Linked DNA regions of Homo sapiens: regions 1, 3 and 4 are each linked to region 2. The links are chromatin loops, found by intact Hi-C in ENCODE. Cell type or tissue: OCI-LY7. All regions are shown on one strand.

Evidence for each region. Peaks named below come from ENCODE experiments on the same cell type or tissue, not always from the same donor. Only the 100,000 strongest peaks of a DNase experiment are listed, where the experiment ranks them.
Region 1: it touches region 2 in a loop (3-fold over the local background); 2 of 110 quality-filtered maps call a loop at or near these places.
Region 3: a loop joins it to region 2, with 9 times the contacts of the local background. A loop is called at or near these places in 4 of 110 quality-filtered maps.
Region 4: a loop joins it to region 2, with 29 times the contacts of the local background. A loop is called at or near these places in 6 of 110 quality-filtered maps.

Annotation. Positions count from the first base shown.
Region 1 is chr10:97,910,987-97,918,986 of GRCh38, forward strand. It overlaps CRTAC1 (cartilage acidic protein 1), which reads right to left. Exons shown (of 15, transcript NM_018058.7): 5 at 6,514-6,670. Among named protein-coding and RNA genes, the nearest start is that of MIR3085, 39 kb to the left of the region's middle. RefSeq lists an enhancer at 3,507-4,083. In OCI-LY7, CTCF peaks have their summits at 3,949 (motif pointing right) and 4,161; a DNase peak (open chromatin) is centred at 3,975.
Region 2 is chr10:98,167,125-98,175,124 of GRCh38, forward strand. The region is part of intron 4 of R3HCC1L (R3H domain and coiled-coil containing 1 like); the gene reads left to right. Among named protein-coding and RNA genes, the nearest start is that of R3HCC1L, 36 kb to the left of the region's middle. RefSeq lists enhancers at 3,478-3,527, 6,143-6,644. In OCI-LY7, CTCF peaks have their summits at 3,570 (motif pointing right) and 3,779; DNase peaks (open chromatin) are centred at 277, 1,207, 1,887, 3,587 and 1 weaker place; H3K4me3 peaks cover 3,229 bases; H3K27ac peaks cover 3,957 bases.
Region 3 is chr10:98,327,892-98,335,891 of GRCh38, forward strand. No RefSeq gene overlaps it. Among named protein-coding and RNA genes, the nearest start is that of MIR1287, 63 kb to the right of the region's middle. In OCI-LY7, CTCF peaks have their summits at 4,207 (motif pointing left) and 4,407; a DNase peak (open chromatin) is centred at 4,190.
Region 4 is chr10:98,391,546-98,399,545 of GRCh38, forward strand. It overlaps PYROXD2 (pyridine nucleotide-disulphide oxidoreductase domain 2), which reads right to left. Exons shown (of 16, transcript NM_032709.3): 6 at 5,800-5,953; 7 at 3,846-3,907; 8 at 3,651-3,748; 9 at 1,397-1,538; 10 at 887-1,021. It overlaps MIR1287 (microRNA 1287), which reads right to left and starts at 3,762; the gene lies at 3,673-3,762. RefSeq lists an enhancer at 1-12. In OCI-LY7, CTCF peaks have their summits at 3,115 and 3,318; DNase peaks (open chromatin) are centred at 136 and 3,116.

The sequences.
Region 1 (8,000 bases), 260 kb before region 2:
TATGGAGTGGCATGGGTGGCTTCCAGAGGCCTGTCCTAAAGCCAGCAGGAAAGGATGTGGGGTCACAACCTGGGCACCACCTCTGCCCATTAAAAGAGGTGCCACTAAGTGGTTGCTGGCAGCTGTCCCTGCCCTGGTCTTACCAGCTTCTCTGAGAATCCCTCAGCCCTGCCCGGGCCCCTGGAAATTCCAGGTGGGACTCAGGCACTTGCCTCCACGCAGCTCCATCCTTCTTCCTCCGCTTCCACATCCTCCAATTTCCTCTCTGCCTCTGGCTCCCAAGCTGTGACACATTCCCTTCATTTTCTACAAAGCAGGTTATTTCCCTTTTGGACAAATTTCTAAATCTTTCTAATTAACTAATTGGGTTGGGTTGAAGCCTTGTACCATTTGTAACCTGTAATTACTAGAAAATTGCCATGGTAACCACACTACTAATTAGCCACAATTTATTGCCATGGCAACCGGACCATAACAGAGATGTTACCCACACCTCCTTCTCGGCAAGTTGGCTGCATAGTTGGGGAGCAGGTGAGTCGACAGTCAGGAAGCTGGCCTCCTGGGTGCCAGCCCCAGCAGCTTTACAATGGGGGCCCAACGGGGGGCTGAGGTGGGGCAGCCAGGTACCTGCACCCCTCACTGATGCCATAGGGAAACGACTCCCAGGTCGACAAGCAAATCTTCTTCAAACCAATAGAATCCACCCATCATTATGTAGGCTGCCATGCCTATGCTCTGCCAGGCCAATGTCAAAGGCCAATTATTCAGCAAATGTCTTCTACCAGGGCTTTCCCCTCCTCTCCTCTCTCCTTTGTCACACCCTCCCTCTCCTCCATCTCTTAAGGTTTAGTACACACCAAATTCGGTCACCCAGGGGGCAGTTAGGAACATCTTTATTTAGCTTTGGAGAATGATGTTCTAACAGGGAATTAACTCCACCTTGCATCAATTAATTCTTTTATAATTTGAGGCCAGCGCATTCTCTCGGAGCTGGAGAGGCAGTGCTGGTTGTGGGAGACACCACGGCACCGGGGGTCAGAAAGTCCAAGTTTGAGCTGTGTGACCTTGGGCTCATCACTGAACCTTCCTGGGCTTCTGTTTTCTCAGCTAGAACATAAGAGTGATAATAATAATGGCTCCTTCTCGGGGCTGTCATAAATATTAAGTGAGCTGGTTTTTGGAAGGTGCCTTGGAAAATGTCAGGTGCCACACAGTCATTAGCTGGGACTATTTACCACCTGCTGGGTGAATAATATCCCTTTATTTTTTCCCAGCACTTTCAGGCTTCAAAGACCTCCTTGTTCTGCTGTTGGGGTGTGACTGCTCCTCCCTGCCCATCCCTGCTGAAGGCTTCTGCTCACCCTGCCCATCAGGCTGGGTAGGGGCTGGAGTTAGAGGGGAAAATGCCCCTTGGAGGTCCCCATTTCCCCTAGCCACATTCTGGCACTCTGATGATCTGTTCATTGGGCCCAACCCCCAAAGGGCAGCCTTGGTTGTCCTCAAGAACCATCCCTTTACCTCTGAGCCCTGGCACGCTGGCAATGCAGACCCAAGTACAAGTCGGGTGCAGACAATCCATCTCTCAGACTGCATCTGGGCCAGCCCTCAGGGACTGGGGGGTGAGACAGGGAAAGATGGTGGGGAGGGAGGGTGTGCATGCAGCTGAACTTCTCCAAGCTGTGGGTCTGAGGACCCAGGGATGAGGCAGCACAAGGATTCGTGGTGCTAAGGTAAAGCCTCTTGCTTCCTGCCTGGCCTCTGCACCTCCCCTCCTTCAGGATCACGGGAAGCATGCTCTCCAGGCCTCAGTTTCCTTCCTGTAAAGTGGGTGGGAATTGAGAAGATCTCCAAGATTGCTACTAGCTTACTTTGCAATGAATGCATCCTCCAGGGTGGACACAGGATAAGCATGTTGGGGGCTGATTCCTGTGCCCATCTAGCCCTGCACCCTCTGCATCAGCAGAGACTCTGAGGTGAGGCCCCTCGGCCAGGGAACTTGGCCATCTGCTGAGACCTTAATAGAAACAGGATTCTGGTGAATGCCATGATTCGCAGGCTGCCAAGAGCATCCAAGATATTGTAAATGAGTAGGGCAGAAATGCTGGAAACGTGGTGCAGGAATGGGCACAGAGAGAGAGAGAGAGAGAGAGTGTGTGTGTGTGTAAACATGCTGGAAAATGGGATGTGAGGATCAAGTGCAGGATGGTAACAGGGTCTCTCATCCTAAATTTCCTGAAAAATTATAAGACAAGATAACTGTGTAGGTGCTGGTGTTGCCACTCCCAAGCCTTCTGGGAGCCTTCAGAGCCTGGGCAGGACTTGACTGTGTGGCGGGTATTAGACAAGGATACACCCCCGCTCATCCTTCCTGCCCTGTCTCTGCAGAATGTTAAGGCAAGGGGTGGGGCAGCAGGACAGGCCCCATCATTTGTTTCCTCTTGACAGAGGAGGGATTTGCACTGGCAAAGCCTGGGGGTGTAGCCTAGGGGTATAACCCAGAGAGGCTAGCCACAGGCTTGACATTTCTTTAAAATCTCTTGTGTTGAGAAAAATGCACACAAAAATTACATTTCAATTCTATAACATATCTGTGTTTGTTTTAAAAGAAACGCAATGTTCCCCCCGATACTCATCAAATGCATCTGACACCCCAGGGAAAAGGTCTCTGTGTGTCCTGGGCTTTGGGTACCCCTAGCAGGCCCGTGCTGCACTTCCTGGGGGTCCCGGGCCCTGGCTGGGGAGCCTGTCACTCCAGCCCTGCCTGGTCCCTGGCTGTCAGATCTGGCTTCACTCCCGATGAAAGGCCAGCGCCCACCTGGGAAGCTAGGAGGCCCCTTGGCCCCCACTCTGTAGCCCCTGGTTGAGCTCACTGGTGAGGATCTGCCAGAAGGCCTCAGCTGGGCTTTAGGCATCTCCGTCTCCTTCAATAATGACTTCCTATAAATCAGATCTGCCCTCCGCTTTGTTCCATACTGCTCCCAGCCAACAGCAAAACTCCCCACCTGACATCATAAATCCACCTTCATTTTCTTTCCGAATTTCTTTTAAGGCTTCTTTAATCACCACCTTGCAGCCTGGACAGATGCTGCCTCAAAGGGTGAGGCCAAAATGCAGAGTTCCTGGGGAGGAGGCGAGGCCTAGGGGAGGCAGGGCAGGCAGGAAGGAGAGCAGAGAGATGGACCCCAGAGGGGATGGGGATGAAGATGCCGCTGGCCATGCCCAGGACTGGAGGTTTGGGGGGACACACAGAGAATGTTTCCCAGGCAGGGGCTGGGCCTGCTTCTCTTGTGCATCCCCCTGTACCTTGCACAGTGCTCCCTGTACCCAGGAGGTGCCCAGCAGAAGGCCCTGGCATCGCTCTGGCAGAGCCTCAGAGTGGAAGGTGTTGGTATTTGCTATACTAGGTGGGCACTGCCCGTGTGCCAGGCCATGTGCCAGCCATGTCCCATGTGCGCCTCCTTTCGTTCTCACAACACTCTCATTTTGAAGATGAGAAAACTGAGGCTGGGAGAATAGTTTGCCCACTACTGCCTAGGCTGTAATGCACAGGGTAGGCTGGACCTGCACCTGTGGCCTGGCTCCAGACCCTGTCCCCTCACCTGCTAGTTCAATGTCCTCAGAAAAGCTGAGGGGCATGCCCAAGGTCACTGGGGCCTGGACCGCGGAGGCAGTGCAGGACTCTTGCCTCTCACCTTCCCCTCCTCTTTTTCCATCTGGTTCCACGCCAGGGCCTTGGCCATGTCCAGAACCCAGTTCCCAGGATTCCCAGGCAGGGCAGCTCCCGGCACTGTCCCGGCTTCAAGAGGCCTCAAGCAGCTGGGGAAGTTGGGGACCAGGGGATGGGAGAGTGGTCTTCCTACTGCCCCAGTCTCTCTCCCAATCTCTCGCTTGGCCACCCTCCCGGGGCCCTCGAGTCCCCCGAGAGCTGGCATGGTGGCCACTAGATGGCACTGTGACCCAGCGGAGCAGCTGCAGCTGCGGAAATGGATAATGTCTAGAGAGGAGGCCTCCCCTCCCCCTCCCGCAGTGCTGAAGGCCGGTACCTGGATAGCACCTTTGCCTAGCCTGCCCTGGGGTGGCTGGACCTCCCCCGCTGTCCTGAACACTCAGCCAGGCAGCTGCTTCAGCCACAACAACCCGGGTGGGGCTGCCTCAAGTCCGGGTGCCAGCCTGGGGCTGTCATCCCAGTGGGTGTGGGCCTCCCCTCACAGCCCCTCCTGTCTTGCAGGCTGGTAGGGTTCTTAAGTTGGAGGTCATCGGAAAGGTCAGCGGGCTGTGGCAGTTTAAGCATCAGGAGGAGATGGGGCTCTAAGTGCTAGCTCTCTACCAACCTCCTGTGTGACCTTGGGCGAGTCCCTTCTCCTCCCTGGATCTCCGTCTGTTCTTTGTAAAATGGGAGGTTCTCCCAGGTCATACAGCTCTCTAGCAGGCAGGTGCTGTGTGGCTTGGCTCCAGGGACCTCCCAGCTCCCTGAGTGCACATCTGGACATGGCCTGCCCCTTCTGCCTGCTTTCCTCCCAGCTTCTCAGGCCCCCTGGCACCACAGTGGTGCTGAGCGCTGGCCACGCGCCCAAAGCCTCAGCCATCAGGCCGGGCTCAGCATGGCGGCCCTTACATTTGGGGTCCATTCCTGGGGCTCGGGGGTGGGGGACACTCCGGGCTAGTTTTCCAGCCAGACGTCCATGTGTCATTAGCTGAGTGACAAGGGGGGCTACAGGGTAGTGTTGGGGGGCTTGGCGGGCAGGGAAAGGGTGGGCTGGAGAAGGCGCGCAGACAGAATAGTAACATGGTGGGCCAAATAGGTTCTTGTCAGCCAAATGGCTTTTGGAAGTCTGCAGAGCTGTTCGAACACGTCCTCTGGGCACGCCAGCTGCCCCAGCCTCCCTCTGTTCCTCCACCAAAGCTGCTGCTTCTTCCTTGAACTGCCCGTCCTTCCAGCCCAGCCGGCACAGTTGGCTGGTGCTTCCATCCCCACTGTGCTCCTCATCTGCCTCCTCTGGGTCTCCTCCTTCCCGCTCCTCGGTTCTGTGCCAGCCCAGCCAGCGTGAACAATGCCCCCTTCATGCTCAAACCCAGCCGCAACCTCCAGATTCTTTTATTCTGTGTCTAGCCTGCTCTCCCAGTCCTTGCCTCCCTTCCACCTTGTCATTTTCAAGTGCTTCATCCCCCCAGTGCACCCCCCTTCCCTTGCAAGATCAAGGCACTTAATTGCCAAGCCAGCCCAGTGCACAGAACTGGCAACTATGCAGAAAAAATTGACTGTACAAATCTAGGCTGAAGCGCCTGCATGTTTATTTCTTTTCCGGGGGAAACATAGTTTATTACTGATACAGCCTTTCCATGGTACCTTCACGCGCGGAGCTCTCAGGCACTTAGATGGGGCTTGAGCTGTGCTAACCATTTTATTGTCTAGTCATTTGTTCCCACAAACTTTGTAAGACAGGTCAACATTAATCTCCCCCTTTCACCAGGGTGAAAAGTGGCTAGGGAAAGGCATTGTAAACTCAGGAGAGGCAGTGACAACCCTTTCTGGGCAGGACTTTGAGATGATGCCACCACCCAGGTGTCTGGAGGCAGGGTGGTACCCCAAAGGACCCCTCAACCATCCTTCCAGCCCCAGGATTCAGACTGAGGGAGGCTGCCACTTTGGAAGCCTCTGCTGCACACGTTGGGATGGGTATGTTGGGAAGGCCGACCAACAAGAGGATCTCTCTGTCCCAAGTGCAGGTCTGGTATGAATGTGGCTTAAGTTCACATGACAAGTTGTTGTGTACAGCTCTGGCTTCCTGATTTTTGGCACCCAAAACAGGAACTGGATTGCTCTGCCATCAGCAGTCTATTGGCAGATTATCAGAGTTTAGTCAGCAGCCGTGCTGGAATTAGAAAAACAGCCTTCCCTAGAAAGATCTCCCTGTCAGAGAGTCTGACAATAGGTCCCCCAACCAGAAAGATGAGGGGAGAGCGTGCCTTCAAAAAAAAGTGCTGGAGAGGTTTTGGAACAAGAACTCAATTCTTTGAGCTCAGTTATCCGAGACGGGACCCAGCTGAAGCCTAGGGATTTAGCACTCAATTCCTGGTTGCTTATGTGTAAGTAAATAATTTCATCTGCGATTTGGCAATAAAGAATGCTTTAAATCTCGGCTTTTGTGATTTGTCAGTTTTCTCCTACAGAACCTGCTCACCCATCATTGAGGTTACCAGAGGCAGTGGGGCAAGAGGTTCCAGGGAGAAAATGATGTGGTGTTCTCACATCCCACTTTCCAGCAAGCCAGATGTCCCCTCTTGGGTACCCCAAAACTCGTACCTGCCAGATATCTCACCAATGCTTGGAGAGGCAGTGTGGGAGAAGCCTTCTGTGGGTGGCAGGATGGAATGGAGCCTTCATCTCCCCTCACCAGGGACATAAGGCCACCCTTTCCTTGTGGTCTCTGATGAATTAGACTCAGCCTTGCAGGGCCCTGGCCCCCAGCCCCAGCCCCTCCAGCATACTACCTCCCATGTCACTCTGCATACCTGTATATTTGCTGACCCCAGCCTCAGCAGCCACATCTCTGAGCGCCAGAATGCCCCGGGAGAGGTCACTGGCCTCAGGGTCCATTTCAATGAGGGCATCAGGGCCCACATTACCGTAGGCGTAATTGGCAATGTAGATAGAGTAGCGTCCAGAGCCCTGAGGAAGAAGGGAAGGGAGAGGTGAGCAGGGCCACCTTGGCTCATCCCAGAAACCGCCCCCTCCCCACCCCAGGTAGGACCATAGCTCTTTCACAGGGTTGGGTTCTTCTCCCCAGGTCTGTTGCAAATGGCCTTGCAGGCTGTGCATGGCGCATTTCCAGAGGGGCTTTTCACAAAGGCTACCATGTGAATGACACTCCCAGGAGTTGTACAACAAAGCAGGCTGCTTTTCCTTCCATCCTGTTCCAGAAGAACACACCCCTCCCTCTCCCCCACAACCACCTTTTTATAGACAATTTTCTAATGTGCCTCCCTCCAGCTGAGCTCTCTCCAGCTGCCAGCCAGGGTAGCTGCTCAATAAATATTTGCTGATTGATTGATCTACCAATTCCCATTATTCTCAGTCTCTCTCTCCCATTCAAGCTCACTCCAGCCAAGATGACAAGCAAATTCCTGAGCCATCTCCCTCCCCCTGTTCCCACCCCGCGCTTCTTCATTCCTCTGTTTTGGTAGCACGAGAGGCACAGATTTGCAGGGGTCCTACTTCCCTCGTCCCTTCCCTTATTTCCCCTGTATTACCAGGAAGAAAGATAATATCACTTCTGTCTTTATAACACTGTCTCAAAGATTTGCTTTTCCCTTTGCATCCAGGAGCAGCCCTGGGCACCAGCTCCTCCGTGCAAGAGTCATTCTCTTCTCTAGTCCAAAACACTGCTGATGAAAGACTCTTCTCTTCTGCCTGTTATTATAATGGTGCTATTTCTTCAATGGATGACTTCTTCCCAAGAGATCCACACACTTTCTAAATCAGTTTTCTGGCTTTTCTCTCATCCTTTTCATCACTTCCCTCCAATTAATTGGACAGTAAATATTTCTTAAGCTCTAACTATGTGCCAAGTGCTGTGTTAAAAATGTACTTAAGACAAAGTCCCTGACCGTAGGTTGCTTGTAGTCTAGTTTGAAAGACAAGCCATAAACCTAAAAGGTCCTAAGAGAAACTGTTGAGCTCACAGCAACAAGACTGGTGGTCCTCTTTCCTTGCTTCAATGTCTCATCCATTGGCACCATGAGCACAATTCTTGTTCCACCTAACTGGTCAGTGACTTTATATCTTTGTGGGTTTTTTGGTGTTTTTTGTTTTTTTTTTTTGGGTCTCACTCTGTTGCCCTGGCTGCAGTACAGTGGTGTGATCTCGGCTCACTGCAGCCTCCACCTCCCAGGTTCAAGCGATTGCCCTGCTTCAGCCTCCCAAGTAGCTGGGATTACAGGCACGCACCACCACTCCTGGCTAATTTTTGTATTTTTTAGTAGAGACAGGGTTTCACCAT
Region 2 (8,000 bases):
TTCAGTTTAAATACCTGAGCCATGTTCGTTCAGGACATGATTCTTCTTGAAAGCCTTCTGTAGCCCTGTGTACAGGCATTCTGTTCCTTAAAGTAACGTTGCTTTGAAGATTTTACTGTATTGTAATTATTTGTTATTCTTGGAACTCTAATGAATAAACTTTGAAACTGCATAGAAGAGAAACTCTTAAATTTATTAACTTGTTAATGTTTTCTTTGCCTGAAACTTGCTTTTGGTTTCTCAGTTTCTCACCAGGCACATTTCACACCTGCTGGTATAGCTCCAAGGAGGGAGGTGATAGATACGGAGCTGTAGCTATTTCTCTAACAGACAGACTCTACCTCATTTATAAGTATTCATTTTTGTTGTTACTGTGATTTGGTATTTTAAAAATTAAACTGTTCTGTGCTATGCATTTTTACAAACATACATACAAAATAAATAGCTTTGCTACAATGAACCTTTGGCTGTAGCCAGACTAGCATTCTGGGCTATGCATTTTTACCCCAACATAATTTTTAGAAGATATGTGTTTTAGTCTTACAGTAGTAGTTAGATGCAGGGACTTTGAAATCCAATCCACGGACTTTGAAATCCTATCCAGCACTTGGAAACTGTGTAATCTTAAGTAACTTAAGTTTCAGATTTTTCATCTGTAAAGTTGGGATAATAATAGCTACCTCTTAGTATTGTAGTTGGGATAAAATGAGATAACATATATGACACTTAGCTGAGATTGAGTCTGGTGGCTTCTACTTTCAAAATTTACCCAGTGGTTTATTAGCTTTACTCTGTGAATCTTAAAGAGGAAAAGAAATCAAGTTTAATGCATGTCAAGGTTGAGGTAAAGCCCCCAAAGCTTTATCCATTTGAGCTCCTTTATTGTCAACTATAGGATGTCAGTTAAACCCAGAATAGACCCAGGAGAGGAACTAATTTCAAATAACTGTAGAAGCAGACCAACCTCCAGATGTGTATTGAGGGAAAGAAGTTTTAAGAGGGAGTTTTTTTCTTCTCTCCCTGCCCCCTACCGCCAGTTACATATGCAGAGTAGGAAGCAAACTTTTCTCTCTACCTTTGTATTACATATTATATTGCCATTGTTCGGTATATTAAAGCTTTTATCTGACTGCCTTTTGAGGTGGTCAATAATAGGTGCTAACATTAAACTTGGAGCAGTTAAGTCGGTGAGCTGTGTGGTTACCTTGTCAGTGGAGTGTGAAAAAGACTAAGCTGCGGACTGTTTCCCAGCCTATAAAGCGTGAAATCAGTTGGTGCTGATGCATGACGACTATAGCCAGTGTAGTATAAAATAAGCTGGGGGCATGAATTGTGTTATGTCGTGAGAAAGACCTTTTCATGCCAGTTTATTTATATATTTTGGGACCTCCAAGATCCTACTGGAATCATGTATCTTGTATCTTTTGTTGTCTTGATACTCAGTTTTTTCATGAAATGTTTCTTCCAGTTGTGCAAGCTGTATTCTTTGTCCAGCTGCAGGCAGAGAGGCAGAGGCAGTAAATATAAATGTCCAAGGCAGAGGCAGACTAATATTAAAATACTGTATTATATTCTGTTTAAGATTGCATCTGAAAATACCATCTGCAGTTGGTATTTGATGTACAGGTTTCTTCTGTTTTAGACCCAAGATTTGAACGTATACTCTACATTCTACTTTGAGCTTCTGCCAGGGTGAGAACTGTGTTACCAGTTTCACTGGTTGGTGGTCCCATGTTGAAATGTGCCTCTGGAGAAGGAAAGTAGAGAAGGGCAGCATTTTCAAATGCTTGGAGGAGTTGGTAGGAAGAAGTATAGAGATTATTCTTATGCGGAATAGAAGAGAGGGTGTTCCTCTCCTGACACCTGGTGAGGTTCTTTACCATATGGCTTTTGAGGGTGAGGCAAGGTGAATGAGGAAGTTTCAGAGACAACAGTGAATTATTGTCAGCCTTTTTAAGTCTGGAAGGTTATTGGAAATAGGCATGCCATGAAAGCATTAAAGATCTTTCATTCTTATCTTACTTGGTTTTCTCCTTTTACGGCAGCAGTCTTTGAACTCTTTTTGGTTGTTTTGCAGTTACATGGATTCTAAGCAAATTGTGAATATTTATGAAACTAATGCATCATTGTGAGACCATTCTGCTGAATATCAGGCAGTCTAGTCTAGTAGTTAAGTGCAGGGACTTTGAAATCCTAACCAACACTTAGAAGTTGTGTGATCTTTAGTTATTTAAGCTTCAGATTTCTCCTATATAAAATTGGGATAATCATAGCTATCTCTTAGTACTATAGTTGGAACCAAATGAGATAATGTATATACAATGTTTACCACAGTCCCTGTCATGTAGTAAGCACTCTGTAAATGGTAGCTGATTATTCTTCTTTCTCTTCCTCTACTACTACTAAATCACTGCTCTACCACTACTTCACTTTTGCTTGTAGGGCCTAAACTGTAATGAAACAGAAAACACAATTAGACATGGTTCATCGCGGCAGATTTTGAAAAATATGTCATTGTTCTCTTGGGCATGGCTTAATAGTTCTTTCTTAACTAAGTAGAAACTATAAAAAGACTTTTTAAAATGAAAGATAAGAATCTTTGTCTTGGTTTAAGATAGCTTTGCAAATGAGTGTACAAAACTAGTTATTCTAAAATGTATTTGCTTAATGCAAATAAATCAGCCTTTATATGAGCTTAGGGAATATGTAAAACTAACAGCTCGAAGAATTGTCATTCCTTATTACTCACCTAACACAACCTTTTTTTTTTTTTTTTTTTGGAGTGAGTGCTTTTTTTTGGGAATTGTTTGAAGTTTTTTTCTTGTGCCAAGAATAGTCACAGTAGAAGTCTTGTCCAGTGTATGAGGCACATTTTTGGGGGAATGGGATGGAAAAATCACCCTGATCATTTATCCTTAATGGTAATGAGTATTAGTGTGGATAATATATTTGGATTTGATGTGCATTATGTGATTATTTCTTCAGCACAATTAACTTCCTGATTAAACTTTGCTCAGCATATATTGTGAGCATATACTCGGTGGAAAACTGATAATACTGCTATAATGGTGGTAAAACTGCTAGTTTAGTTGATAGACAATCTGGGTTCTGGTCTTAGTTACTACCACTCTAATAGTCTTAGATAAATCCCTCAACCAGATGATTTTCAAAGGCTCTTTTCAGCTATAAGCTTTTTGTTGGTTTGTTTTGAGACTGGGTCTTGCTCTGTCACCCAGGCTGGAGTACAGTGTCACAATCATAGTTCACTGCACCCTCAAATTCATGGGCTCAAGCAGTCTCCCTCCCTCTCAGCCTTCCAAGTAGTGAGGGTTACAGGTATGTGCTACCGTTCCCAGCTAATTTTTTATCTTGTTTTAATTTTTTAGAGACAGAGTCTTGCTAAGTTGCCCAGGCTGGTCTTGAACTCCTGGCCTCAGGCAGTACTCCCACCTCGGCTTCCCAGAGTGCTGGGATTGCCTGCGTGAGCCACTGTGCCTGGCTTCAGCTATAAGATTTGAAGATAGGTATGCAGGTGGCTTAGAAACTGGGAAATGTAGTAGTGACACATTTTGGCCACCAGAGGGTGAAGTCCAGTCATTGAAGTTGTGCTCTGTATTTGACCAGAATGTGGCATTCTTGGAAATGAAGAGGACACATTGACCCTCTGTTCATTTAGGTTAAGTCATAGAGCCTCTTGCTCTCTGATTCTGCTTTCACTTATTATCTTTCTAAAACTTTCTGGGTAGGGCTGGGGCAGATACTAAAGAAAGGAGAAGAAAGGAATAGAGGTATCTAATTGTCAGCTATTCATCCAATTTTGTTCTGTAAGATAGTGAATAGCTTTCAGATGACCTATGGGCAACCTTGATGGGAAGCACAATAGTATATAGGTCACCACACTTAATTATTTGTGGCCACCTTCCTTCCCCAAAACACATAGGCATGCACACAACACTTAACCCTCATTGCCTTCACTCTCTCTGAAATTCCAAGGATGAAAACAGAATGTCTGAGAAATATAGTAGCGTGAGCACAGCCCTTATAATTGTAACCAAGGTTCCAGTCTTGCATTGCCACTTAATATCTGTGTAACCACAGACATTACAATTTTGAATTCTCAGTATCTTTATCTGAAAAACTAGGATGTTGAATTCTGACCTATACAATCCCTTTCGGTAAGTCTAATTCCAAGGCTCTGTAAAAATTCTTTAATGTTTATTTGAAGGGCAGTGCTATTCTTAATACAACACTTTAATAAAGTAGTATCTTTAAACAATAGCATGTTCTTTTTTGATAGAAACAGAGCTCTAGATGTTGTTAAGGCATAGATATTAAAGAAGTAAACTATCATGACATCAAATAGAAAGACAGTTACTGCTCCACCGTGGCATTTTTTTGGCCCCATAAACAAATACAAACTAATTCTCTGTGAATATAGGCTCAGGATAGCAGTGGTTCAATCAAGAGGGGCCAAGACTAGGAGGAGCCAGGCCAAGCTGATTTCGGGTATAGTTAATAGTGAAACATTATGAGAAGAAGTCATTTGGGGATAAGTAAGCTTAGCAAAAGAGAGCATGTAGGTTCTGGGAACCTATGTCATGAAGCTGGAGTCAGAATCCATTTCTTCCAGCCACACCAGTGGAAATAACTTTGACACAACATTCGATTATACAAGTCCAAGTTGCTGTCTGAGAGCTCAGGATGATAAGATGGAAGGAACAAGGAAAGGCACGGTAGACAAGCTGAGATGAGTGTCTAGAATGTGATAGAGCAAATGGACTCAGAAGTGTGCTTGTGAAAGCAGGCAAGGATTAGTACTTACTATTATGTTTAATATGTATGCAAGAGAGTAGAAGCCAGTCAGGCTGACTGGGTAGAAACAACATTTTAGGATTATGTTCAAAAGATAATTTTAATCTGTCCTAGTTTTAATCGCTATCCTTGGTGTTGGTAGAAAAGGTCTATTTGGTATGTCTAAGGCTCTACACATGTTTGAGGCTAGTGATTATATCACTGACAAACTCTAGGTTGTTTGATGATTCTAATAGCTTTACACTCCACGGGATATACACGTATTCACAGATCCGCTCACTACTGCTGCAGAGTTCATTTCACAGAAATGAACTGGCTAGTAAAAAATTTGGCAGGCAAACTAGCTTTTCAAGTAGCTGCTAGGAATGGAGCCCAGCTATTCCCTTTGGGCTTGAGCTGTTGGAATTCATTGGGTTAGCAGCTAGAAAGAATGAAACTGTAACATTTTTAGCGTGGTTCATGACAGCAAAGCTGAGGTGTTAGGATTTCTGTTCTAGAGGTTTACACTGCAAGTAACTTAACTTGATTGTGTGTCTTAATATTACTGGGCTTCTGACCGCTGAAATATGGCTTGGATCGATGGTGGTTTGGAGAAAGTAGAAAGAGGGCTATCCATCATCTGGAGGCTCCATAGAAGCTGGCTGATAATGCTGCTTTCACCAGGCAGCCATCTGTCCATCCATCCATCAGTAGGATGAAATGAGATTTAGCGGAACAGGCAGCCGTAACTCTGAAATACTTTCTAACCAACAATTGCAGCCCTGGCCTGAGTCTGACCACAAAGCACAGCACTGGGGTTTGGCGGGATGTGGCAGCAAGTGCAGTCTCCTTCCCGTCACTGCCAGCCTAGTATGTATTCAGTATGAGGCTGTAGCCCAAGCTTACTTCCCATACAAAATTTGACTAAACTTGGGATGACAAGTAGACAGAAATAGTCTTTCAGCTCCAGACTAAAAATTTTACAAGTTGAGCAGACCCTTTCGGTGGGGAATTTTTTTGCTTAACACTCTGGGTACTTACAGTAATTCTGTCATTGTGGTACTTAGGGATGAGGTAAAGGTAATTTACTGATTTCATTTTATATAAATTCTTGTTTTTCTTAAATCAAAATTTTTACCTAGATTGTTAGGTTGCAGAAATGGAATTTTCATTCTCTTATTTCTTTCTTCTCTCTTTGGTGGTGCTAATATGAAAGGAAAGAAAATGTAGATGGGGAAATGGGTAAAAAATTCGAAGCAAGAAAATGGATGATCCCTAAAATGGACAGTTAGGCTCTGAATAATTGGTTGTGTACCATGTCTTCCTGGTTCTTTTGCAGGAACATTGAGCCTTCTGAGAGAGCCTCTTAGTGTAGCTCTGTGCTCATGTTGCCTGTCCTGGTACCATCCCTAGCCATAGCCAGCTTCCTTGACTGCTTTCTCTCACTGATCACTTTAGACCTCAGCTCCTGCTCTTTGTTCTGAAACCTTGCTTTTCACTTCAGACTGGGGGAGGGGTAGAGGGAGCCTAATGTACCGGAGATGCTTCGGAAATGAGAGCCTTGGATGAATTCCTGGGCCTATTGATCCACCGGCAGTTTATGCATCCTGACATTCATAATCTCAGTAGGCTGCTGATGTTCCTGATTAATGGGCCCAGGGGCTGTCCATCCGTCACTTCGCATTAATTACTGAAGAGGTGTTTTTCCAGTGATTTACCTGACAGCGGGCTGTGATAAATACCCCTAAGCAGAGTGGGCAGTGATTAATCACAGGGCCACACCCCTCCCCCTACTCTTTTTTCCCCCTAACCACAGGTTAGCATTGGGACCTGACCAAATAGTGCCCCCTCCCCATAAGCTATCTATCTCCATAATTGCTTGTGGATGCATATTTATTGGGGCATGGGGCCTGGCAGATAGCATTCTAGAACTTGTGCCAAAGATGATGAAAAATAAATCTTCCCAATAGGAAGAGTATCTAACGTGTTTTTACATGGGGCAGAGAAGTGTCTGTGAGCTGCGTGTATGTTGCTTTTTAAGAAATCTGATAGGAATATTGCCCACCTGCTATGCCTGCACTCAATACTGTAATGGTTGCTTTTTGAGCTTTAAAAAGAGGAGATAGAACAACTTTTATGTTTGCTATACTTGTAGTATATTCAGGGAGAATATGTGAACAAATATGAGAAATTAGAGAACATTTCAAAGTACTAATACAATCTTGGGAGAATTGGACTAGAACTTCAGGATTCCATTTCTTACTCTGTGGCCTTAGAAAGTGAAATTTAGTTAACTATTTAAGTGTTTTAATGTTTTTCATGTGTCGGGCATTGTATTCAGCTCTGGAGATACGAAGATGAATTGGGCTGAGATCTCAGGGAACAAATTCTAGTGCCCGTTGCCTCCGTTTCTCAAAGTACAAAATAAACTTCCAGGAAGTTATTGAATTAATTTAAAATTAGTATAAGATCTAAAGTAATTTAAAATCAGTTCTTACATTAATTTTTCTGTGAATATTTATTGTATTCCCAGGGATAAAAGCAGCATATGAAAGATACTATCTGCCCTCAAGAAACTTGTAGAGTGTGAGATGGCATTCATAAATGAAACAGTTGAATAAGAATATAAAGGAGTATATAATGAGAGTGATATAACAACAATGAGATGTCTCAGTTTAAACACAACTCATTTAGGAGGGCGTTAGACATTATCAAGGAGGGCATTTCAGAAGTTGGAAGGAGCAGACAATGAGGCCATCCTGCCCAGAATGGAGACTTTGTGTCTGAGAATGATAGAAGTATTATTGAAATTGTAGATTGACACCAAATCATGGAAAATCTTAAATGCAAGGTAAGCCTAGTTTATATATTGTATGCTCTGGTGAATCTAAGGTTTTGAGTGAGAAAGTCTAGAAAAAAATGTATTTTAGAAAAAATTCTTACATATTGATGTTCGTAATGTTATTTGGAATTGCCAGATTACCTTGGCATTCTCGGAGCCCTCTTTTCCTCTGTAGTTCAAAATAAAACCGTTCAAATTAAAAATATAGTTTTCTGTATCTACCCGAGTGCAGTGCAAAGGATTGTGTAGTTCGGTTATATATGGAAGAGATGATAGAGTTGACAGTCAAAGGAGACCAAGTTTCTCATCGTTAACGCGTGCAAAGTTGAGTAAGTCAATGAAGTTTTAAGTAATGACTGCAGAATTA
Region 3 (8,000 bases), 160 kb after region 2:
GCAGCACCAGGGGTCTTGGACTTTTCCCTGGAGGATCAGTATGATCCAGTCTTCCCACAAGCCGCATGGTGCTCCCCCCAAAAGCTTCTGGAAAGCTTCTCTGCTCACCCCACTGCTCCCTTTCCTCTGAGTTCTAAGTTCTACTGGCCACAGAATGGCTCCCCAAGGCTTTGCTGCTGCTCAGCAGGACGCAGCACAGGGGATCTGTCCTTTTCAGGTTCCTGCCACAGTTCCTGTCTAGGAATCCACCTGCAGTGCAGGGTCTGGACTGGGAGGAGGGAGCAATGGCAAAAATGGCAGCCACCACCGACCCAGGGCCTAGCTTTCTGGCCCTGAGCACAGATTGGGAGAGAGCTCAGCTGTGATTGAAATGGCTTTGTCTGCCAACCTAGTGTACAGGGCACAGAGTGAGTCACACAGTTTAGGTCAACACAGGGCAGTGGCATGGTGTGGGCTCTGGAGCTGGACACAGGTGGGTTTGAGCTCTCTCTCCACATGGCTGTGAGGCTCAGGAAAGTCCTCTGAGTGCATCAGTCTTTTTGTGTGTACTAGAAGGCTGAGGAGTACCCGAAATAACACATGTGGCTCCTGAGTGTGGGGCCTGGCACATTGTTAGTGTATGCTCGGTAAGTGTTAGATATTTTTAGTGCCCATAACCCAAATCCCAGTGACTAAGATGCACATGTTCTTTCCTACTTGTCGTTAGGACATCCTAGAGATTCTAATCCTATGGGACAAGCTGGAGGCCCAGGACTCTCACCTGAGCTGAGGTCCTTGGCACAGGCTGGGACTGCACATAGGAGTGGAGTCTAATTTCCAGATGACTTAGGAGCTAGCTGAATGGTCCAAAGAATCAAGGCCAAATGGATAAGAACAAGAAAAAGAATCAGATCTTCCAGGAAGGATCTGTTACAGAGTGTATCAGTCAGCTTTTGCTGCATAACAAATAGCTGCAATATCTCAGTAGCACACTACACCAAGCATGTATTTTACTCATGAATCTGTGAGTTGTCTGGGGTAGCTCTGCTTCATATGGTCCCCAGGCTGAAGGAGCAGCAGCTACCCAGGAAAAGCTGTGCTCACGGCTGTGGCAGAAGCATGAAGGAGCAGGCAGAAGCTTTCCAGGCCACTTAAGGTTTAGGCTTGGAGCTGGCACACTCATTTCTGTTTCATTCTATTAACCAAAGCAAGTTACTGAGCCAAGCTAAAAATCAAAGAGCAGGAAAGTGGCTGGGCGTGGTGGTTCGTGCCTGTAATCCCAACATTTTGGGAGGCCAAGGCGAGTGGATCACTTGAGGTCAGGAGTTCGAGACCAGGCTGGCCAACATGGCAAAACCCCATCTCTACTAAAAATACAAAAAATTAGCCAGGCGTGGTGGTGCACGCCTGTAGTCCCAGCTGCTTGGCAGGCCGAGGCACAAGAATCACTTGAACCCCAGGAGGTGGAGGTTGCAGTGAGCCGAGATTGTGCCATTGCACTCCAGCCTGGGCAACAGAGCGGGATTCCGTGCCCCCTGCCCCGCAAATAAAAGGAAAGTATACTCTGCCCATGTGGAGGCTACAGCAAGGATGTTGTTACAGGGAGGGGTGAAGAATTGCAGTCTCCAATTTGACCTTTCACTTAAAGAGTGAACCCTAGTGGATAGGAGTAGATGTAGGAGGCAGAGAGATCCCCGAAGAAACAGAGACCAAAGAAGGTCTGCAGTGGGGCTTAAGGAAATGTTAAGTGAGCAGAACTGCTTCAGGTAGAAACAACAGTGTCCACTTCCATGGGTCCCAGGGCACTACCACGAAGCCCCACTGGCCAGGACCTCTCCATTTCACTTTATCAGTTGCCAAGTGGGCTGGCATAAAAGTGGAATGGCTCGCATCCTTGTAGGGAAATCGCCCAGCATTATATCAGAAAGAGGCTGTATTTGATCAGAGACTTACCAGGACTTCAGGTATACCGGAAAATGACTAAGTGATATCACTGTGTAACAATTCATTCCTTAAAATTTCCATGCCTCTCAGGCAGGCCAAATGTACCCAAATGCATCTTAAAATGGCTCTTAAAGTGCACTTGCCTGAAAATGCCAGGAGGGAACCTGGTATTGGTGAAGGGGATTATTAATTACTAAGGTAGGCATGGCTTTAAAGAGATGGCCTAGGGGTCATGATCATTGTTTTTTTATTTGTGATTTGTATTCCTCTTAACTTCCAAACAAATTTGAGATGACTGACAATTAAAAATATGGGCCCCAGGACAGCAAGATTAAAGATAAAATATCGAAAGTCATAGGGATGAAGGGAAGAAATGATTAAACCAGAAACCTTGCAGAAGATAGTTACTGCAATTGCACATTAAATTGAGCTAAAGCGAAAGGGAAAATATGATGAGTTATTGGATAAAGGGAAGTATAGCTATTTGTCAGGAGAGCCAAACTTTTCCCTGACACTCAATGTGAGCACAAATTTATCATGAGAAACTCAATAGAGGGGGACAGTGAGGCCCGTAACAGACGTTCTCCTCCAAGACTCCTGCAGAAGATGCAGAAGCATTCTTCAGACGGTCATTTATTGTATCGACCCTGGATAAAAGCTGAGGTCTTCGGGATGAACCCTTCTAGATTTAATATAGCCCCAGCTAATGGCTTATAGATTGTTGAAGAGACAGGCCCAGTTAGAGCGTTAGAAGGTCAGCCCTGGAGCAAAGGGCAAACACTGGGAGTGACGTGTGGCTTTCCTCCTGGAGCCAGGCTGAGAAAGGACTCCCGGATGGGCACCGTATGGCCCACATCCTCCTGGAAGCAGGATCGCTAAGCAAGGCAGAGTCCTGAGTGGGTGAAGGGCAAGAAAGCCCTTAGTATAGGAAGAAACGTGAACAATCAGGCCACAAAATGGACTACAACCATCACATTTCATTTATGTGAACAAAACATATATGCAAAGAGAAAACACTAAAAGGAAAATCACCAGCATGTTAATAGTGGTAAACTCTGGGTTGTGGGAACTTGGAGGATTGTTTCTCCTTATAATTTTCTTTACTTTTTAATCTTCTAAGATTGATTGAGCTGGTATAATTTTATAAACAGAAAAAAAAGAGAAAGAAAATTTCTTTCCTAAATCCTGTTTCTGAGGTCTTTAAATTGTGGAGAGGAATCACTAGCAATGGTCCGTGTCTTCCTGAACAGACATCCTTCCAAGCAGGTGGGAATAAGACGTTCAGAGCCATGGAAATCTTCATTCCTGTTTCTGCTTCTCTGACAAGCTACTAAACCTAACCCTTCCCTTCTGCATCGTGTGGTTTCACAGACGGTAAAGAAGACGTGGAGGAGCTTGGCAGCTGTGACCCCTGATCATAAGAACATTTTGCTTTATTGGCACAGCTTCTCTGGCAGGAAAACTGGCAATATGTGGCAAAACCTTAAAAACGTGCCTGCCCTCACTACGTTGATTTTACATATGGAAACTTATTCTAAGGAAATAATCATGGCCACATGGGAAGATTGAGCTGTAAAGATATTCTTTACTGCATTATCTGTACAGCAAAATGTGGGGAAACTCACTCCCCATTTAGCAAACCTAAATCTTCACCATTAGGGATGTAGTTAAATAAATGGTGGTCCTAAGGAACACAGTACAACCTTCACAGAGGACGGTTTGGCAGGATGCCTAGTGGCAAGGGGCTGTTTTATGGGCCTCTGTTAAATAAAAAGTGCAGGTTTCAAAAGCTCATGTGCAGGACCTTTCTATTCTTGGAAAAAGGAAAAATGTATATATCAGTAGGATTATAGATGATTTTCATTTCTCCTCCCTATTCCTATTTCTGGTTTACCTGCATTTGCTAAATTTTCTATTATGACTTTTTTTTGGTAATTAACAAAATGAAAGAAAATGCATTTTTTTTCAAAGTAGTACTATTTCATAGTTCTGTTTTCTGGAGGAAGATTAAAGGAACACTCGTAATGTTGGGATGATCTTTAAGGACCCCATTGGGAAGAGGCTTGCCCTGTTTCAGGATAGGAAGTTGGAGCTGAACAGGATGAGGCATCTCTGGGCCATTTGTCTCTTCTGTCCTTTAATTTGTGTCCCTCCCTGGGTTTGAAGCAATTTGCATGAGAGCGCAGCACGTCCGCCCTTCCCTCCTCTCTCTCCTGCTCCTCGGGTAGGAGATGATTATGGGGCTTGCTCTGAGACAGTGGCATGTGGGTGATGCCCCCTACTGGAGGTGGAGAATGCCAGGAAGCAAGAACAAGAACAACAATCGCCAACCCTGATGTCAGGCTAGCTTTTGAAAGATGACATGTTCTTCTCAGGGAAGACCCGCTTTAAGAGACAGGGACCCAAAGCAGTGCCCCTGCATCTTGTGTGTACCCTCCAGGAGATTTGTTTGGCTTTTTGCTATTAAGTTCAGCCCTTTGAAAATTCATCCCGGTTCAATTTCTTCCCATGTTGCTCCTCTTTGTAGACAGGCTAAGACAGACGAACATTTTTCTTCTTGGTCTCCCTAGGTTATAAGCCACAAAAGTGAAAGGATGTGTCTTCAAGAGAAAAGAATACATTGGGCATGTCACAAATATTACCAGGCCTTTGTGCCATGAGATTAAGGGATGTCTGGTTGAAATAAAGACAGGCAGGAAAAAATGTCATAAGAGTGAAAGAAAGAAATCACAGGCGACAGGAGTCCTGGATTTGAAGAGACCCAAATGAAGCTGGTGACATGTCTCCTTGTTAGAATGGTTCTTACAGTGTGGCCTGGGGATGTGGATGGGACACATGGGTTCTCCATGTGTTTTACAGAAAGGAAGGGAACAGGTCTATATGGAGGTCTTCTGAATGCGGGCCGCTTTGCACGTGCCATCTCACCAGGCTTCCTACAGCCATGGGAAATAGCTGCTGTCCTCCACACCCCATAGGAGAAGAGACCAAGGTTTAGAAAGGCTGAGTAACTTGCCTGTAGCCATGCAGCTAGAAAGTGGAGGGATCTGAATGTGAACCCATCACTGTCTGACTCCGGAGACTGAACTCTTTCTGCAGTACTAGGTCCATCTCCCTTGGTGTCAATATTGATAACATGACTAAAGCAGAGGAAAATGCTTAGCCCGATACTTTTGGCCTTGGCATGAGACAAACAGCTCCAACTGTTTGCCAGAGGCACTTAATTCTAAAGTTTTAAATGCTTTCTGTTTCCGGCATGAATCAGTTGTTTGCTTTTAACATTGTAAACAAAGGGTTACTTTATAGTCTCTTACCAAAGCAGTATCGGGTGCTCATTTATTCTCGTGAGAGATTTTAAAATTTGTTTTATTTGGTTTGGTGTTTTGCAGCAGTCAGCAGAAGAGGGGGATGTGCTTGGTTCACTGAAGTGGATAATGGCTAGAACTTTTTAGGAGGCTCTGCTCAAACAGGGGAGAAGAGCTCCCTGCTCTTTATCAAGAGTCTGGTGGGCATGGATAGCAATTCCAGCACTTTGTGGTTTTATAAACACATTTTAAATATTTATATTGAAGCACTTTCAAACTTACAGAAACATTGCAAGAAAAGTATAAAAAACTCCCATATCCATGTATTCAGATTCCTCAGTTGTTAACATTTTACCCCAATTGTTCCATTGTCTTCCCTCTCTCTATATACATCAACCCATTAGCATTAGTCTCTTTCAGAACTTTCGAGAATAAGTTGTGGACCTGATACCCCATACCTTTAAATACTTCACCACATCAAGGACATTCTCCTACATAACAATCACAAACCTTCCAAATCCAGAAAAGATGCTGATACAACATGACCATCCAATTCACAGACCTCATTCAGAATTTGCCAACATTTCCCATCAATGAATTTCCGATCAGTGTTTCTTTTTTTCCTTCTTTCCTTCCTTCTTTCCTTCCTTCCTTCCTTGTTTCCTTCCTTCCTTCCTCCCTCCCTCCCTCCCTTCCTTTCTTCCTTCCCTCTCTCTTTCTCTTTTTCTTTCTTTTCACATGGTTCCAATCCAGGATCATATGCTACTTTGATTGTCATGTTTATTTCCTTTCAATATGGAACAGTTTCTCAATCTTTCCTTATCTTTCTTGACCTTGACATTTTATGAAGAGTACAGATTTCTCGTTGTTTTTTTCCAGTGCTTCCAGTGCCTCGTGCTCAGGCTGTGCATTTTGATGGAACATCACAGAAATTAGGGCTCTTCTCAGTGCATCTCATCAGGACACGTGATACTGACCCTTCACACCACTGGGATGTGATCCTTGAATGTCTGCTGGTCACGGTGTCTGCCAGACTTCTCTACCATAAACTCACCATTTCCCTCTTTGTGATTGACAAGTATTTGGTGGAGAGATATTCCAAGGCTACACCAATATCAGGGGCTGGGTAGAGGATCAATGAACATGATATTGGCAGAGCCTCTGAGTATCTCCCCACCAATTACTATGCCTGTTAATGCCTTTATTTACAACCTCAGTGATTGTTGCCAAATGGTGATAATTGATTTCCACCATTCCGTCTGCATTTATTTGTTGATATTTCATGGCAAAGAAGAGCCATCTCTTCTGATTTACTTATCTACCTATCTACTTACCTATCTACCTATGCATGTCAGTATAGACCAAGCTTGTCCAACCCACAGCTCACTAGCTGCATGCGGCCCAGGATGGCTTTGGATGCGGCCCAGCACAAATTTGTAAACTTTCTTAAAACATTATGAGATTTTTTTTTTTGCAATATATATTTTTTAGCTCATCAGCTATCATTAGTGTTAGTGTATTTTATGTGTGACCCAAGACAATTCTTCTTCCAATGTGGCCCAGAGAACCCAAAAGATTGGGCACCCCTGGTATAGAAAATGAATTGTAACCCATGAATACCATTATTTATTTCGGTGCTCAGTTGTCACAGATTTGACTAATGAGCCCATTCAAGCTGCCTCCTGTGTCCTTTTGACAGGTCTACATCGTTCTTTGACATAAAGAATATCAAAGAACTTTCTGGAACAAGATGCTCCACCCTTGTCTTGTACTTTTCTTGCCTCAGCCCTGGAATCAGTCATTTCTCCAAGAAGCTCTGGTTCCTTTTAGTGGAGGGTGGTGTTTAGAAACCAAACACTGGATGCTCCCTCCTCCTGGAGTGCTATTGTTTTCTAGGCCCTCTTGGCAGGCAGAGCTAGGAATTATATGTGTGTATATATGTGCACACACTCACTGTGTAGTATATATTTATATGTATGAATACACATAAACACATCTATCTATCTATCATCTATCATCTATCTATCTGATCACAAGGTTACATTGACACTTTTAATTACAATCTTATCACCTCAGGATTCTTTCTATTTTCCCCCTTTCCATATATGTCAATCCCTTCTCCAATGGTGAAAAACCTAGCTCCAATTAACCTCAATTTATTTATTCCTTCAGTCAGTCCCCCTAATGTAACCCAGGTCTTGACGATGCCAACTGGCTCTGAGTCCCTGGCCCTGCCACTGCCATCCAGCTCACAGCCACTTCCAGGGCCCTGGCCCTGCACCACCTCTAAGGAAAAAAAAGAGAAAGGAAGAGGGAGAGGAGGAGGAAGAGCAGCTTGAAGCCTTGATCATTTTCTTTGGGGTCTTTCTGTCTTGTTTTCTTGTGTAGTTAACACAATCTGGAGCCACCATTGTTTGGGACCACACTTACTCCCAGGCTATGCAGAGAGGACATACTTTTTTTTTTTTTTTTTCTGTAAACAGAGTCTTGCTCTGTTGCCCAGGATGGAGTACAGTGGTAGGATCATGGCTCACTGCAGCCTTGACTTCCCAGGGTCAAGTGATCTTCCCACCTCAGCCTCTTAGGTAGCTGGGACTACAGGCACACGCCATGCCAGCTAATTAAAATTTTTATTTTTAATGTTTTTATTTTTTTTAGAGACTGGGTGTCTATATATTGTCCAGGCTGGTATTGAACTCCTGGGCTCAAGCAATTCTGCCTTGGCCTCCCAGAGTGCTGGGATTACAGGTGTGAGCCACCATGCCTTGCCTGGAT
Region 4 (8,000 bases), 220 kb after region 2:
TGAGCACAGGGTAAGTCAATTGCAAAAACTGCCCCCAAAGCTCACCCCTCCCTGTTTGCACACCCACTTCCGTGTAACCTTGCAGTGCTCTCACACTCTGACTCTAGGCTTGGCCATGAGACTTGGTCTGGCCAATGCTAGCAAACAGGATGCAAAGAGATCAAACCATGTGATGCTTGCATGCATGCTTGAGCTTGCCTGCTTTTGCCCTTTGCCAGACCTTGAGAACATGCCTGGACTACCGTGCTGGAGGAGGACAGACACATGGAGCATAGCCGAGTCCCCCACCCGGTCATCCCAGCAGAAACGGTCCTGGACCAGCCACCACCAGCCAGCTCCCAGGCACATGAAGGAGTCCCGCCAAGATCAGCAGCCGGCAAGCTGACCCACAGCCAACTGCAGACGCATGAGCAAGCCTTAAGCAGCTGAAATCCACCAAGATCAACTGAAGTCTCCAGTTCTGGGTGCCAGTATTTCTTGTTGTATGCCCAGAAGTATTGTGGCTCTTTGTTAATTGATTAATTAATAATCATGGATAATATAACAGATCATTGACAAAGACAATGGAATTAGAGCGGTGAGAGGGGAGAAATCAGGAAAGTAGGAAAGTTGTGGAAATAACTCTAGATTGAAAGTCAGACCTGGGTTCTAGCTCTGGCTCTGCCAATGGCCGGAATCTTGGTCACTTCACCTCTCTGGCCCCTTCTCCCCACCTGTGAGGCTTCTTCCCCGTTTGCTACCTGCCCTTACCCCCCTGTTTCCCAAATGCAGAGACTTGGCTTTTGCATCTCACACCCTGATGCAATCCTGGCTCCCTCAATCCCCACGATTTCTAACCCCTGTTTTGGCAGACATCTAAGCTCCACCCTCCTGCCCACAGCCTCACCTGTGGCGTCAGCTTCAGGAAGGTGATCTGCGGTGATGTGTTGGACAGCACCATTTTGCTTCTCACCTCTGTGCCATCTTCCAGCACAACTCCTTGAACACAGCCTTCACTGTTCACCTGCACCTTCGCCACTGTCTAGAGCCCACCAGAACAAGGCCCCAGAAACCGCAGGAAGGGAAATCCATGTTAGATCTTCCGGGATTTCCATGGTCTGTGCTGCTCCTAGGCATTCACAACTTCTTCATCCCAAACCCATCCCACCAAGTTCTGCAGCTTCTCCATGAAGCCTCAGCTTCTCCATGAAACACTCAGTCTCAGTTCAGTGACCAGGGAATTCCAAGGGGGTGGTTAGCCACTAACAGACTGCATGACCTTAATCTCTTGATTCTGCAACCCATCCCCTCATGGCCCCTCTGTTCATTGGTAAAACAAGGGACCTTCCAAATCTGAGACTTTGTTCTGTCCTGGGATCCTTACTAATAATTGGGGTGGGGTAGAGGGGCCGTTCACCTTTTCAGTGAAGATGCTTGCTCCATGTGTGGTGGCTGAGCTTGCGATCGCATCAGAGAGGGCACCCATGCCCCCCTGGACGTAGCCCCAGGCCCCCTGCATTCCCTCCAGGCCCCCCATCACATGGTGCAGCAGCACATACCTGTGGACAGACCATCCGACTCAGATCCTGGAGGTGGGATCTCATCTCCCCAGAGTTCCAGGTGCAACTATTCCTTTCCATCTTGATCTTCAGCCCTTCCCTGCCACCATCCAGCCCTCTCCCAGCAGCCTTCAATGAGCTCAAGTTCTTGTAAGAGCCCTTTGCCTTCTCTACACCCTCTCCCTAACAAGTGTGTCTATGTGCATAGCTTATTACCACAAAGAAGGCAACGATGCCCAAACCTGCAGCTCCAGCCCTCTCCTGAGCTCCAGCTCCGGTGTCCAGCTACCCACAGATATCTCCCTTTGGACCCTTTCTTGGCAGCATCTTAAACCCACCACCTTTTCCCCATTCTCCAGCTGCTTCCCCTTCAATCTTTCCCATCCCAGTGAACGGCACCTTTCAACAGGAGGTTCTGTTTCCGACAGAAATCCAGGTGTCAGCCTTGACCGCTACCATCCTTCCCCATCTACATCCACAAAGCAACACCAACTCAGCCTCCAAAGGGCTTTCAAGGTCATCCCACCTCTCAGCCTCTCTTCTCTTCCTTATGCTGCTGCAGTAGTGCCCCTCATTGGACCCCCTCTCCCACACTTTCTCTCCTGCAGGTCTTGTCCACATATATCCTGGAGCCCTATCTTAAAGCCCAGCTCTGCTCCTGCCACTCACTTATCACCATTCCAAGCCTCCCCGGCTTGGCACTGCTCTTAGGATAATGGCCAGTCTTCTAGCAGGCACTCCAGCCTCATCCCTCATCCTGTCCCCCTATCCATATCCCATCCTCCTAACTAACAGAACCTCTCGATTTCCTGGGTGGATCACACGTTCTCTCAACCCCAGCATTTCCCCTGCTGTTCTGTCGGCCTGAAGCCCCTCCCTCCCTCATCTTATGTTTTGTTAACTCCTCTTTGTCCTTTGGGTCTCAGATCAAACACCTCTTCCATGTAGAGGCTTCTCTGACCCTAGACCAGGCTGTGTCCCGGCTGCTCCTCCTAGCATCACACTCACGCCACTTCATCATCATCACTCGCTCTGTGTCTCTCACCCATCAGGACATCTGCTCCGCTCACTACCGTATCCCCAGCACCTAGCACAGGCAAGCGCTCATCCATATTTGTTGGAAGAATTAATGATGGAACAGATTACTTAAAGATCACAAACGGAGCACTGGTTAAGCCTCCCAGGGATCCGAAGAGAAAAGGGCAGGAGGCCCCAGCTGGAAGATCCAGATTGGCTGGTAGATCACAGCTTGGCCAATGTGTGGCAACTGCTGCCAAGCCCCCATCTCCATCGCCCTGGGGGAATTTGGGGCCGGCTTAATATGTGTTGAAAAACCACTTCCGAGGGTGTGCTCATCCCTTGAGAGAAAAGCCACGTCGACGCCTTCTAGCTTCTAGCTTCTAGCTGTATCTTCTGGTGCACTGGAAACGGCCCAACCCTTGGCTGCATTCTCCATCCCAACACACACACACACACACACACACACACACACACACAGCCTTCCATTCCTGCTTCTGCGGGGGCTCATTAAGTCAGACCACACTGCAGGCTTTGCTGTGTCTGACTGCCACCTCTCGGATTGGGCTGTCAGCACAAACCCTCACTCATAAAGAAAAAGGCAGCTTCCTGTCCATCCTGAGGTGTCTGTGTGAGTGTGTACCAGAGCCCAGGGGAAGGAACAGTGAGAGAGAAGGGAGAATGGGCGTTTGCGGGAGTGGAGAGGTAGAAGAGGGAAGGGAAGAGGAGAGAAAAGAAGATATTAATTTTGAGCTATCAAGCGGGAGGTGGGAGAGAGGCTTTTCTTAGTGAAGCAGTAGGGCACAGTCACTAAAAAGGAAGATTTTGGGGAGTCAGACACCTCAAGCTGGAAATCAGCCTTGCCACTTACCAGCTGAGTGGCTTTGGGCAAGACACTCCCTTCTCTGAACCGCAGTTCTCAGATGTTGCTCTGAGGGTTAAGTGGATCGTGTGTGATGTGCCTGGCTCGGTTCCTGGCTCACTGGGTGAGCTCTGTTAAGTGGCAGCTGTTGTTGCTGCCACTGCCACTGTTGTCCTCACTCCTGTTGGGGAACATGCCCCACTCCTGTGTCCCACCTCACCCCCCTCACTCACCCACTCCCCGGAGTGTGGGGACTTGTCATGGCTCCAATCACTGCATCTGTGGCTAGAGTGGCTTTTAAAGGCTCAGACTCGAACCACTGATCCAGCACCTGGACAGCACAACAGCAGAGAGAAGGGCTTAGGAGCCTGGATGGGAGGAGGGCCCTCTCACTGCCTGGTCGGGCCTGAGGCTGGGGAACCACTCACCTTGGTAATGGGAGCTGTGAGGACCTCATAATATCGGGGAAGCTGGGCTCCCAGGATGCGGCCTACAAGAGAAGATCCACAAAACAGAAGTTGAAACAGGTGACAGGGAAACCCTCCGACCTGGCCTGGGGGATAAAAGCATGGAGGATGCTGAGACTTCCTGCCAGGAGGTGGTATAGCACAGCCAATGCAGGGACAGATCCAGCTTGAGTCCTGGCCACACCTCTCACTAGCTGCAGTGCCTGGGACACATTTTTAACATCTCTGAACCTGCTTCTTTACCTGTAAAATGGGAATCCTATTTTACACCCCAAGGGCTACGGTGAGGATTAAATGAGCTAGGTAAAGCATTTGCAAGTTCATGGGTACTTAATACATTTAAGCAGTTAGCATTATTTTTGGAAAATTTTAAACTTGTACCTTATTCCCTTATTTCGAACTCTGGAAGGCCCATATCCTGGGAGAAGGCTGGCATGGCTGATCCATTCCTATGACCCTGATTCAGACCATTTCAGAAAGAAACTAGGCTTTAAGGCCTTCAGGGTAGAAATCATGGTCTCTAGCCTTACAGCCCCTGGGCCTAGCTTAGTGTCTGACACATAGTAGTTGCTCAATAAATGTTTTTTGCCTGTTTTTCACACAGAGCTCCTTGGACTGGTTATCTGAGAGAGAGGCAGTGTCTACTTTTTGCATTTGTAATAGATTCCACTGGCTCCATACTCTTTGCAATGTATAAGTCTGCAGTGCCTCTCAACCCACCACAACTTGGTTAACCTGCCTGGCTCCTTGGCTCTGGGCTCATCCATGTGATTTGGTCAGCCAGTGGAATGTTTGCCGATGTGACACAAACCCAGAACTGAAACAGGCCTGTACATTGGGGCATGCCCTCTGTGCTTGTGCCACTGATGTGAAAAGTCCACACCCAGGTCAGCATGTGCTTCTACAAGGAGGACGAGAGGTACCTGGAGCAGAGCTGCCTCCACTGAGCTGCTGCAGACACAAACACATGCCTGAGACCAAACCAGATCAGCTGAGCCAGCTGGAATCAGCTGAACCACGAAGACATGTGGGAAACAAATGATTTTTTTTCTAGGATATAGAGGTTAAACTGGTCTGTATACCCTCAAGGAGGGTAGAAAATAATAGCACACTTAATGAGCCTTCCATTCGCATACTCATGGCAGACATTACTAATTGATCACAGAACTTCTCCTTGCTGAGCCCAAATCTAGCATTCTTCCTGTATGGGGGCAGCTCTTCAAATCTCTTGGCCCCTATATCTTATTCTAGCCACAGCCATGATGCTGAGCTCCAAGCAGGCTTTGATCAGCTTCACACAGGCAACTCCACAGCAACTCACTTCAGTCCTGAAAAGTGAGCCTCTCTACTTCTTCCCTAGGGCTTCTCTGGCACCAGGGCAGGGCACTCATGGGAACCTACTTGGCACCCACAGATGCACAGCCCAGAAGTGTGGGAGTCAATGCCCTGTGAGGCAACCCTTGGCCAATGGGAGATAGAACCCAATGGATAAATATTTCCCTTTCCATCTCCCGAGAAGGTTCCTCAAATGCTTTTCATAAGGCTTCCCAGAGGGCCCACACAGGTCCAGCATCTTGTCACCCACAGTGCTGGCTAGTGCGATCACACACTCTGGTATTGACTCTTTCTCTGTCCACTTTCACCCCAACTTTCTGCTATTTTTGTGTCTTGGGGTCACCCTTCCAAATGAACTACCCACGCATAAGCCTTGGTCTCAGGCTCTATTTTAAAGGCATATCAGCCTAAGATGCTCTCAACAAAGTGCTCCAGGCTGCCCCTAATTGATCGCAGCATGTTAACTGATCCCAGCTGGCAGGCTGCCATGGAGGTTCAGGCTTGTGTCTAGGCATCGAGACAATGGGCTCACCTCCTTGAAGGTCACTCATCATGCCCTGGTGCCTGCACTTGGACTTACCTGCCTTCAGCAGGGGCTTGAGGGTGGAGAGCGACCTCATCCTTTGCAGCAAGGAGCCATGCTGGAAGGCCGCCATGTCCACGGGGGCCGCATCCAGCAGAGGGTCAATGGCTAATGCCAAGCGATGCATGAACTCCTCATATTTGGGAAAGACCTGGAACAGAGCTCTGCATTAAGGCCCCACTGTCCACATCCCTGCCCTCCATGCTGTCCCCAGATGGCCTGTCACCCCCCCACAGCTTGACGGTTCCTCAGGCCTCATTCCCCGCTGTGGCCCAGCTTGGCTCTGTTGAGCTCCCCCAGTTCCAGGTCTCTGGGTTAACATCAACACCAGGAAGAGTGCATGGGGTGGGGTGGTGGTGGTCAGGAGACCCTGGGCAATAGGAGAATCACTGGGAGTGGTGACAGGGACAAGGAGCTAATGCTGGCTAACACGAAGTGTCACCCACAGAAAACTGGCAACAATCCTAGGGTGTGGTCTCTGCGATAAATCATGAAACCACTTAGAAGTTTCTTCCTTCTGTCCTTTCTTCTTTTTTTTTTTTTTTTTTTTTTTGAGATGGAGTCTTGCTCTGTGACCCAGGCTGGAGGGCAGTGGTGCGATGTCGGCTCACTGCAACCTCTGCCTCCCAGGTTCAAGTGATTCTCCTGCCTCAGCCTCCTGAGTAGCTGGGATTATAGGCACCTGCCACCACGCCCGGCTAATTTTTGTATTTTTAGTAGAGACGGAGTTTCACCATGTTGGCCAGGCTGGTCAAGAACTTCTGACCTCAAGTGATCCGCCTGCCTCGGCCTCTCAAAGTGCTGGGATTACAGGCGTGAGCCGCCACGCTGGCCTGTCCTTCTGTCCTTTCCTATATTATTGGTAGAAGTTAGACCTCTTTGCCTGTATTCTTTTCCGGTCTGTAGGTCGTCTCCCATGCCGTCTCATCACCTGCAGTCACAGAAGCCTGCCTCCTCTCACCCCACAAGCTCCCATGTCAGAATCCACTTTCGAAAGCCTGGTTTCTGACACCCACCCTCCTTTCCCTGGAGGGCACAGGAGCAGTGATAGAAGCCTGTGCTACTGGAGGCCCTACCTGACTCTTCTTAGCCCTGGACTTTGAATTTTGGTCCATCTCTACCCATGGATATACCCATGGCATTTTAATAAGTGTTACATAAAGAAAAGTTCCATGTTAAAATACATTCGAGAAGTCTTATTAAAAATGAAGTTAAACAGCTTTCTCTAAGCAGGCCTTTAATATGACAGCATGGAAAGACAAAACCAGAAATCAAGCTCCTCACTTTCCACGATGGGAAATGGGCACTTGCCTCCAGCGTGTGTGGTCGCTGGCATGTAGGGCCACAGCTAGTGTCCTGCAGGCCCGGGGACCTGGCCTTGTGCAGAATCCCCTCAAGTGCCTCTGAGATGGGTAGGATTTGGACGAGAGGATGCAGGTGGTGGTCTCCAATCTGCTGCACAAAAGAACCACCAAAGAAGCACTTTTAAAAAAGCTAAGCTCCTCAGGCCGGGTGTGGTGGTTCATGCCTGTAATCCTAGCACCTTGGGAGGTGGAGGTGGGAGGATTGCTTGAGCTCAAGAGTTCCAGACCAGCCTGGGCAACATAGTGAGACTTTTGTCTCTACAAAAAAATTAAAAATAACATAGCCGGGCATGGTGGTGAATGCCTGTAATCCCAGCTACTCAGGTGGCTGAGGCAGGAGGATTGCTTGAACCCGGGAGGCAGAGGTTACAGTGAGCCAAGATCGCACCACTGCACTCTAGCCTGGGCAACAGAGTGAGACCCTGTCTCAAAAACAAATAAAATAAAATAACAAAATAAAAGGCTAAGCTCCTCAGGTGATTCTGATCATCAGCCAGGTTTGAAAACTGCTGGTGGAAGAGACATGTAGGCTGTGTGTCTGTGGTTCTCTAAGTTTTACCCAGCAATAGATTAACACAACAAAAGCAATGTACATGGGTTCTATTAACCTAGGTTCTTCTTATAAAAATGTCTCCACTGAGATATGATTTAATGCTACATCTCAGCTAATATCCAGGCTTGGTACAAAATGGCCATTCAAATAATCTTTCTATATCCACAGAACCAACTGTGGCAGGGCCCTTACGGAACTCAGTGGCTCATCTAGACAAGGCCACCCAGCAGGTTCCTAGAATGCAGTTCCAAGGGAAAAAAGTGCATTCTCCATCCGACATG